Regions from separate parts of the Homo sapiens genome. Here region 2 is linked to region 1. A link is an interaction called in ENCODE POLR2A ChIA-PET data of the cell type or tissue named here. Cell type or tissue: GM12878. All regions are shown on one strand. Each heading gives the region's core, and the rest is flanking DNA. Links, peaks and the distances in the headings are about the cores only. Region 1 has its middle 4.1 kb from the start of NAB1. Region 2 overlaps NEMP2 (nuclear envelope integral membrane protein 2).

The links. Peaks named below come from ENCODE experiments on the same cell type or tissue, not always from the same donor. Only the 100,000 strongest peaks of a DNase experiment are listed, where the experiment ranks them.
Region 2: POLR2A ChIA-PET joins it to region 1 with 5 read pairs; 3 of 35 experiments call an interaction of 5 or more read pairs at or near these places.

Annotation. Positions count from the first base shown.
Region 1 is chr2:190,642,739-190,647,138 of GRCh38, forward strand. It overlaps a transcript of NEMP2 not described here. Among named protein-coding and RNA genes, the nearest start is that of NAB1, 4.1 kb to the right of the region's middle. In GM12878, for the core only: no CTCF peak of the experiment used is centred there; no DNase peak of the experiment used is centred there.
Region 2 is chr2:190,512,481-190,516,880 of GRCh38, forward strand. NEMP2 (nuclear envelope integral membrane protein 2) reads right to left here. Exons shown (of 9, transcript NM_001142645.2): 6 at 3,790-3,904; 7 at 1,973-2,198. Among named protein-coding and RNA genes, the nearest start is that of NEMP2, 20 kb to the right of the region's middle. In GM12878, for the core only: no CTCF peak of the experiment used is centred there; no DNase peak of the experiment used is centred there; H3K27ac peaks cover 303 bases.

The DNA.
Region 1 (4,400 bases), core at 122-4,121:
TAGAATTGTTCTGAGGCAATAATAGACGAGAATTATATTATACCTTAGATCTTGTAGGTCATAAGCCATAATGTTATTCTTCCTCTCCTCTAAGAACATTTTAAATCTATTCTTTTGTTTGGAATTACTGAAGCATTTTAAAGTAAGAAATCTTTCCGAAAATAATAAATTAATGCTCTTTTAGTGAAATTTTCATTCAAATGTCAAAATCACTACCAACTTCTTACATTTTTTTTTTTTCACTGAAAACTTTTTTTTAGTTTCACAAAGTGGAAATGGTTAAGGTTTTTTTTTTTTTTTTTTTTTTGGGTCAAAAGAATCCCTTATTTTTGCAAATGCTAAAATAATGCACTAATCATTGAGCAGTTTTAATAACAATTTCTTAAAACCCCTTTTAAACATATATTCACTGAATTCAAGAGAAGTATAACACATAGTTGCTCCTTCCAAGGGGGCTTACTGTATACTTAGGATGAACATAATTAAGTAACTAAAGATGCATAAATAACTATAAGCCTTCCATGTGGTACCAAAGAGAAGTGGAATGGGAGTTAGGGAAAGCAGAAGCTACTGAGGGAAGTGGAGCTCACAGTGATCTTCAAGGAAGTTAAACTGGAGTTTTAAAGATGGGAGAAACACTTGTGTCAGTGTTTCTGAAACCTCCAGCACTGACTTGGCTGCTTAGAGCTATCTGTTTAATGGTCCAGACATGGGCTGTGGGACAGAGATCTTGGCCTCAAAGCCTGGCTCTCCCATGTTACCTAAACAGGTAATTTTAGTACCCCATATTTCAGTTTCCTCAGTTCTACCAGAGAATGAAGTGAATAATAGTGCATACTTTATAGCGCTGTTGCGAGGATCAGATGAATTAATACTGATAAAGTGCTACCAGCACTTATTAGGTACTCGATACATGTTAGTTATTATTTTCTTGCACCACTAAAATAGCATTTATCCTTGGGAGGTGAGCTTCAGCCCAGGAGTTCGAGACCAGTCTGGCCAACATGGTGAAATCCTGTTTCTATAAAAAATAGAAAAATTAGCCGGGCATGGTGGCACGCCTATAGTTTCAGCTGCTTAGTAGACTGAGGTGGGAAGATGACTGGAGCCTGGGAGGTTGAGGCTGCAGTGAAAGCCATGATTGTGCCACTGTACTCCAGCCTGGGTGACAGAGTGAGACCCTGTCTCAAAAACAAAAACAACAAAAAAGAGAGTTTACTTAATAGTCCTCATTTTAAAATTAAGGGTCTTTGCTCAAGGAAATGTATTTAAAAGGTATTTTGAGATCGTTATTCTAAATGCATAATGAATCTCATTTGCCTCAATGGAAGATAACCATAAAAACAAATACAAGGAAAACAGTGCTATTAAATTCTAGCTATATACTGAGGCCTGCCAAGGCTCTGAGCTGAAGCCTGTTTCCTCATTGTAAAAAAAAAACAAAAAACAGAATTCAGCAAGTATTAGAAGGATTACAGACATACTGGCACCAATTTAAATTTCCTCCTTCGAAGGACTGAAAGAATTGAAAAGGGAATAGCTTGTTCAGTATGTGGTTTACTGCTATTTAATGCCAACGTGCATCTTCCATCTCGAATCATCTCAGCATGCTTCTGTACTTTGACAGAGCCATCAGAAGACAATGTGAAGGAGCAGTGTTCATTTACCATTGACTGGTCTTGTGTTCAAAGGTGTGTCATATATACTGACTGTATATTGTCAGTGGCATACATTATATTCTATTTTCCATGAATTACAACTTCCATTCAGAAGCACAAAAAAAATTATTCTCTTTCTCTAATTTTTAAACCTGAGAGCAGCCATAAAAAAGAACAGGTTCATGTCTTTCGTGGGAACGTGGATGGAGCTGGAGGCTGTTGTTATCCTTAGCAAACTAACACAGGAACAGAAAATCAAATACCTCATGCTCTCACTTACAAGTGGGAGCTAAATGATAAGAACTCATGGACACGAAGAAGGAAACAACAGACAGCGCGGTCTACTTGAGGGTGAGGGGTGGGAGGACGGAGAGAGGCAGAAAAGACAACTATTGGGTAGTGGGCTTAATACCTGGGTTATGAATTAATCTGTACAATGAACCCCAGTGACACAAGTTTACCTATGTAACAAACCACATGTGCCCCAGAACCTAAAATAAAAGTTAAAAAAAACACACACACACAACTTGAGAGAGGAAATCTGGTTTTCTGAGAGGGGAAATAAACCTGGTGATTTGGCTGTATACTGTGACACACTCTACAACACGGATTAAAATTATGAACACGCCTGTAAAATAAGCTTCTCCCAAATCTACTCCTAACAGGTAAAAACAAAAACTAAGTCAAGAAGGCTTTCAAATTTTTTAAAAAGTGTTTTCAAAATTTAAAACCATACAAGTGATATTTATTTAAGACATCAGAAGTAGCTCTGTCTTGCCCTTACTTTTATATATAAGGAATAAGCCTGGGATGATATTTGCAAGAGATAGAGTTAAGAATAAACACATGAATAATAAATAAAAAAACAGAATTTGATATATTTCTCATACCACTTTCCAAATGGTGTTAAAAATTCAGAATCTGGTGTATTTATTAACCCTTTGTAATTTATTTAAAAATAAATTTTGTGCCTAAAAATCTAATATGAATTACTTTAGGAACATTCTAAAATTACTTCACAATTTACACACTGCTTCAAAACATATTCTAACTCTTAATATTTTATTGAAAATGTTATATATTTAATCAGAAGTAGGCATCACATATTTTAGACACTTCTATTAGGAAATACAATTCATACTAATAACATCTACAAAATACAAAATTCTGCTAGTTCATATTTTCCATTTCATTTATTCAGCAAATATTTATTAAGTGACTAGTATGCGTCAGCCAATGTTCTAGCCACTGAATATACAGCAGTGAATAAAAAATTCTGCCTCTTGGAAATTACACTCATGTCCTTTAGGCTCTTAATGAAATGTAACATGAAATGTGATTTTCCATGTATAAGAAAATTATTTTTATTTTACTATTTGCATTCGACGAAGTATTACAAAAATAATATAGTCTCATTCCTTAGTAGTTTTTATATTCATCTTTTAGAGTGCATGAAAAGACAATCAAAACTATAAACAGAGACAAAACATTTTCCTTTGTCTTTTAGACTTCCTTCTGTTCTCCTTATTTTCACTGTTTTATAGCAAAGCCCTGCGGGCAGGGAACCATCCATGACTTACTTGTCTTTGTGTTCCAAGCATCCAGCCCTAAACCTGGCACATTCTTGGTGCTCAACAAGCTGTACTGAATAAATGAATAATTTCAATATACAGGTATTTATAATAAAATCACACCAGGAGAAACCAAAACTATTGCATGGACGTTTAACAAAAGATATCCAAAGTGGTCTGAATGGCAACTATTTGTGTTAGCACATTCTTACACCTGTCTGGGATGCCTCCAAGAACACTCTAAAGCCTTGAAACTGTTTGATCTCTTCCAGAGGGCCTTCAGAGGATAATCAGACACCATAATTGTTACCTTCCAGGATGGAATGTGAATCTCTTTGCTTTCCTCTAACAAATCCTCAGGGCGTGGGAGTGGGAGAAGACTGTGTGTGTGCTGGAGTCGGGAGGAGGTATTAGGGATGGCATGAGTGACAAAACCTGGTAAGGTGGAAAAAAAGAATCCATCGTCTGACTTGACTCAGATACAGGCGAATGCTTCAGTTCTTTTTGAGCTACCATATTGACTACAGTGTTGTCATACAGACATACAGAATTGGATGCTTAAAAGCTTAAAATTTTATCTTTCCTTCATTTTCCTTCCTCCCACCACTTCCCCCAGCACCACAGGGCATTTAAGGCAAAGTAAAGTGGGCCAAAAATGCCATTCTTAATGTGGGAAGAATACACTATCTAAATGTGCCCAGAAAACAAACAAGGATAGATTCCACTGTTTAACTGTAGAAACCAGATACAACTCAGAAGAAAAAGTATCTGTCCTGACACATTTCCTTTTCAGCATCATGTTCAGCCAGACACAGACAAGCTTGGGAAGAGGATTTAATGTTGTTTCTTCCAACTCTGGAAACAATTCCACTAGAAGGCTCAATAGTTCAGGTAAGACCACTCATTTCGTGACTCATGAATCCGTGATTATACATCTTTACGGAAAAAAGTTCTTTTTTTCTAGCTTTCAGAACCAAGAGTGTTTGCAAAACATCAAGATTCCATAGAGGAATTAGAAGAGAATTTTGCAGATTTCGTTGCCTGAACATTACCTTCCCCACCAACCAAGAAATTGCCTAAATCGTCTTTAACATGACCATCTAACTTTCTCTTTAGTAGAACAGGATCCACAGCTGCAAAAACCGTGACAATTAGGGAGACTAAGAGAAAC
Region 2 (4,400 bases), core at 145-4,144, 130 kb before region 1:
AAGTTCCTGTTTCATCCCCTAATTCTTTATATAATTATTCACTAGCAAAATTTTAAGTTGAGGAAGTTATAGTACATTTTGATTATTATAGAACACAGCTAGTGCACAAAAGAACCATTGTGCAGAACACACTCTGCTCTTGGCAGGGAGCTGGATGGTTAAAGGGAAGGAAGAAGGAACTCTATCCTGAGTTCCTCAGGCCACAAGCCTGGCAAAGGGCCAGGGACCTGGAAGATGTTGGGGGACCAGCCTCACTGACAAAAGACCTCTGGTGTTCCGAGTCACTGTTTGCCTCGGGCAGATGGGGCAAAGAGAGACCCAGTCAGCATCAACCCTCCAACCCTGCCCTGCTGCCTTTCAGCCCCGCCAGCATCTTCTGTGCGGGCTCCCTGTCCTGTCAATGGTGCAATTTTAACCCTGTGATATTGCCACACACACACACAGTCACCAGTTCCATAAACTACCAGTCACCATAGTGTCCTTCCTCACAGCCAATTTTACCTCTTGAACATTTATTCACTCCCTCTTCTAGCCTTGGTCTCATGGTCCTACCCTAGGCCCTCATCAGCTCTCGCCTGGACCACTGTGATGTCTGATAACTGTTCTCCTGCCACAGGGGCCTCCCCTTTATATCCACCTGCTGTGCCAGAAGACAGATGGGCCACATCCCACCAGCCAATGAGTATTTATGGTCTCTGGTGTGATTTTTGTTTGTTCAATGTATTTTTATTTTTAATTATTTTTACTTTTAAATGCCAACATTTAAAAATCCTGAGATTTCACATTCTAATCGTAATTCCCATTTCCAATTTTTCTAGAAAACCAGCAGATCTGGCAATACAGGACTCATATTCCCACACATGAGCAATCAGCTCAAGCTGAGTGGTAACAGCCCCGTTTTCAATGAGGTTGCTTTGTAGAGTTTCCCACAGTCCTCCTGGTTACTGCTGCCTTACCCCTGCTCAGCATCACTCACCATAGTATCTGCCTGGGTCCTAAGCAACTGGTTTGATAACTGCTGTAGAGGCAGCAGTCAGAGTGGACCAACTAAAATGTCTCATGGTTAAACCCCACTGTGTACAGGACTGGACTAGATTGCTTAGCATGGCTGCCATGCATCTGGCCCATGCCCACCTTGCTTGCTGCACTGACAGCACTGCCTATCTCCTGATGGTACCAAACTGGGCTTTCTCTCCATCAGGAAAGCCCTCCGCATTTATTCGTCTGGTTATTTTTATTCATTCTTTAAGATTCAGCGTAGTAATATCTCTCCAGGAAAGCTCTCCTGGCTTTCTCTATATACCCTTAGTTCCTGGGCAAGTCTCCATTTTAATACTTAAAAGAGATAGAAATGTATGCCTATGTCTAGCAAGTATACCTCAAGGGCAAGAACCATCTCCATCTGTGCACCTGACATGAAAACAGCTGCTCAGACTCAATGACTGAGGAGAAACATAACAAAGCTGTCACAATAGAGGTTACTTCATTTTTCTTTTTATACTCCAAAGGCCATAAGCCTTAACTAAAAACCTAAGAGAAAAGAAAGTCCTAAATACAAATAATACCTTTCAGTCATTTATGATTCATTTCTGTTTCCTAATTCGTATCTCATAAGCACAGCTGATACCACTAAAGCAGTCTTTGACTCTAATTAAAGAAAATGTTGAATAAAAGAAGATATTTTAGGTAACCCAGAGTCCAAGTACTTCTGCCATTGACTCTAGTGAATTCTGAGTGAGCTCTAATTACCTGGTAATTGGTGGTACAGCTCTCAACGATTAATGAAGACTAGCCATGAAGATGGGATCAGATGCTTGGAGCTCTCTACCCCTACACCCCCAATCTTGCTCAGAATGAAATCTCCAGATCAAATGTAATTATGAGATTAACATGATGTGTGCAAACACTCTCCCAAATAATAAAACTAGAGCTCAAAATGTCAAATTTGCTGGGGGAAAAAAATGATACATACCACCTCATATAACTGCATGCTCTCAGTGGGTAGTGCAGACTCCAGGAGGACATGAGGAGGATTATGGCTGCATAGGCAAACTGAGGCACGGCCACACCAGCATAGACCAGAACCAGGGAGAGGAGTCGCAGCATCCACATCAGAAGACTTCTGCTCCTGTCGTCTGCAAGGGGCCCATGCTTGTAACAAACAACAAAGCTGAAAAATCCAACTATCAAGACATAGCCTGGAAAAGTGGAAGAGGTAAAATAATATAAATTTGAATTTGAGACATTATGTGAAAAACCTGGCAGAGCCTTGACTTAAAGGTAAAAACTATTAGAGAACCTTAATTTTTGTGTTTTTTACCCCATAAAGTAAGGTTGAAAAATGCACATAGGGTGTTATTCCTTCCATATGAGATACTAGGCTGACTTTCGCAATAATTTGGGATGTACACTCATTATTATGATGATACATAAGTATGTCTGTGTTTTAGTCCAGCACCCTGGCTGGACTAAAATGTTATCATGGTTACTTTGGTCAGGAAGAAGTCACAGTTGTATGTCACCATTGGCTACAAACCCTATTTTTTATTTTTACCTTCTTGTCATGAAAGGAAAAGGTAATTTTACAGTGGAGGGAGTCACCCTCTGAATCCAATGTTCAGTCTCATCATTACGATGGTGAGACTATAAGCTATTCTGTGTCTCTGGGTATGATCCAAGGTGAAGTGCCCATCACCTCTTAGGTATTCTATCTTAAGTGTTTAATTTATATCTAACCAAGCCTTGAAGTCTAATTTCCAGTTTACAGAAAATACGCAGAAGAGAAGAATATGTTAAATTCTATCATAAAGGGGTCATCAGATAAATCTAGAAGGTGGAGATTCTACAGGACAAGCTTGGTTTCTTTAGCATATCACTATGATGAAAAAAGAACTGCTACGGATTAAAAGCAATTTACAGGACAAAACAGATACTAAATGTGGTTCTGGACCATATCCTAGTTTATATAAGCCATCAAGAATGGGAAATTTTTTCATGGCCTGGGTAATAGATGATTTTATGTAATTATTTTTCAGATAATAATTAACTGATTATATAGGAAAAGCCTCTTGTTTTTCAGAGAGGAATAGTGCAGTATTCAGGGGAGCATACCATGGTATCTGTAATTTAAAAGTAGCACAAAAAGAAGAACGAGCTAAAAATATACAATTTTCAAGTAAAACAACTTAATTGCTTTTGTTTTGAGGGAAGTGAACTTATGTGAGAAATTTGGTGCTAAAGGTTAGGAGAAAATTGATTCTCTCATTGTCCATTATTTTCTAGTTAAAATAAACAATAAAAACATTTATTTTGTAATGTAAAACAAGGAAAATAAATGGTTTCTTAGCCTCTGTGTTTCTGAAAAGGCAAGTTTTCATTAGTAATTTATAGTTAGGATTTCTCACCTTTCCTAATGAATACTTACGGGAAAGAAAGAAACAGCCACTTTTCAGAGAAGCTTTTACATTACCAGTTAGATGTGGTTAGAGCTTAACCACAATTCAGAAGCATGTGCATTCAAAAGGGACAAACACTTTTTTTTCCTCTTTTGATCATTACTACAGAAAACTAAGAAACATGTCATAGGGAAATCATCTAAAATGAGATCTAAATGAACTGAAATCAACAACAATGGGAATAAGATAAACAAAATATTATTTTTAGTAGCACCTTTCGTTAGTTCAAAATGAAAATTTAGATGTTGGAGAGAAACATCTATCAAAAGAAGGCCTCTAGTTGTACATCTCAGTTTTACCAATCACAGAGCATATTGTTTTTCTATTTACCTACCTAATACATATATCCTGTTTTCATACCACAGCCACTTCAGATCTTCCATCAACTGGCATACAATATAAACTGAGGCAAACCAACAACCAACCATTAGAGCCCAAAAGGTGCTATACTGTGTGTGGAAGAAAATAAATGACACATTTTTTGGTTCATTCACTCTCATAAAAATAAAAGCAAACAAATAAACCTTTTGTATTAGAAACTCCTACATCAAACTGATTTGAAGTCAATTTAAGAAACTCCCTAGGGTCTTAAGGTGTGGTCCACAAATCAGCAACACCGACATCACATGGAGCTTGCTGGGATGGCAGAGTCCTAGGCCCCACTGCAGACTGCTAAATCAGAACCTGCATTTCAACAAGATTCCCATCTAGCTTGCATGTACACTGAAGTTGGAGTTATAAGCACTGTTATAAAGAGTAAATTTATCTTAAAATAATGCTGCTGTTGCAAACTTTAATCAGTGTAACTGCAACACTACCAACATGAATTATTTATCCTCAACTAAGTTCAGTGTGTTATTTTATTGAAGGTGTAGCCGGGCACGGTGGCTCACGCCTGTATTTGCAGCTCTTTGGGAGGCCAAGGCAGGCAGATCGCTGGAGCTC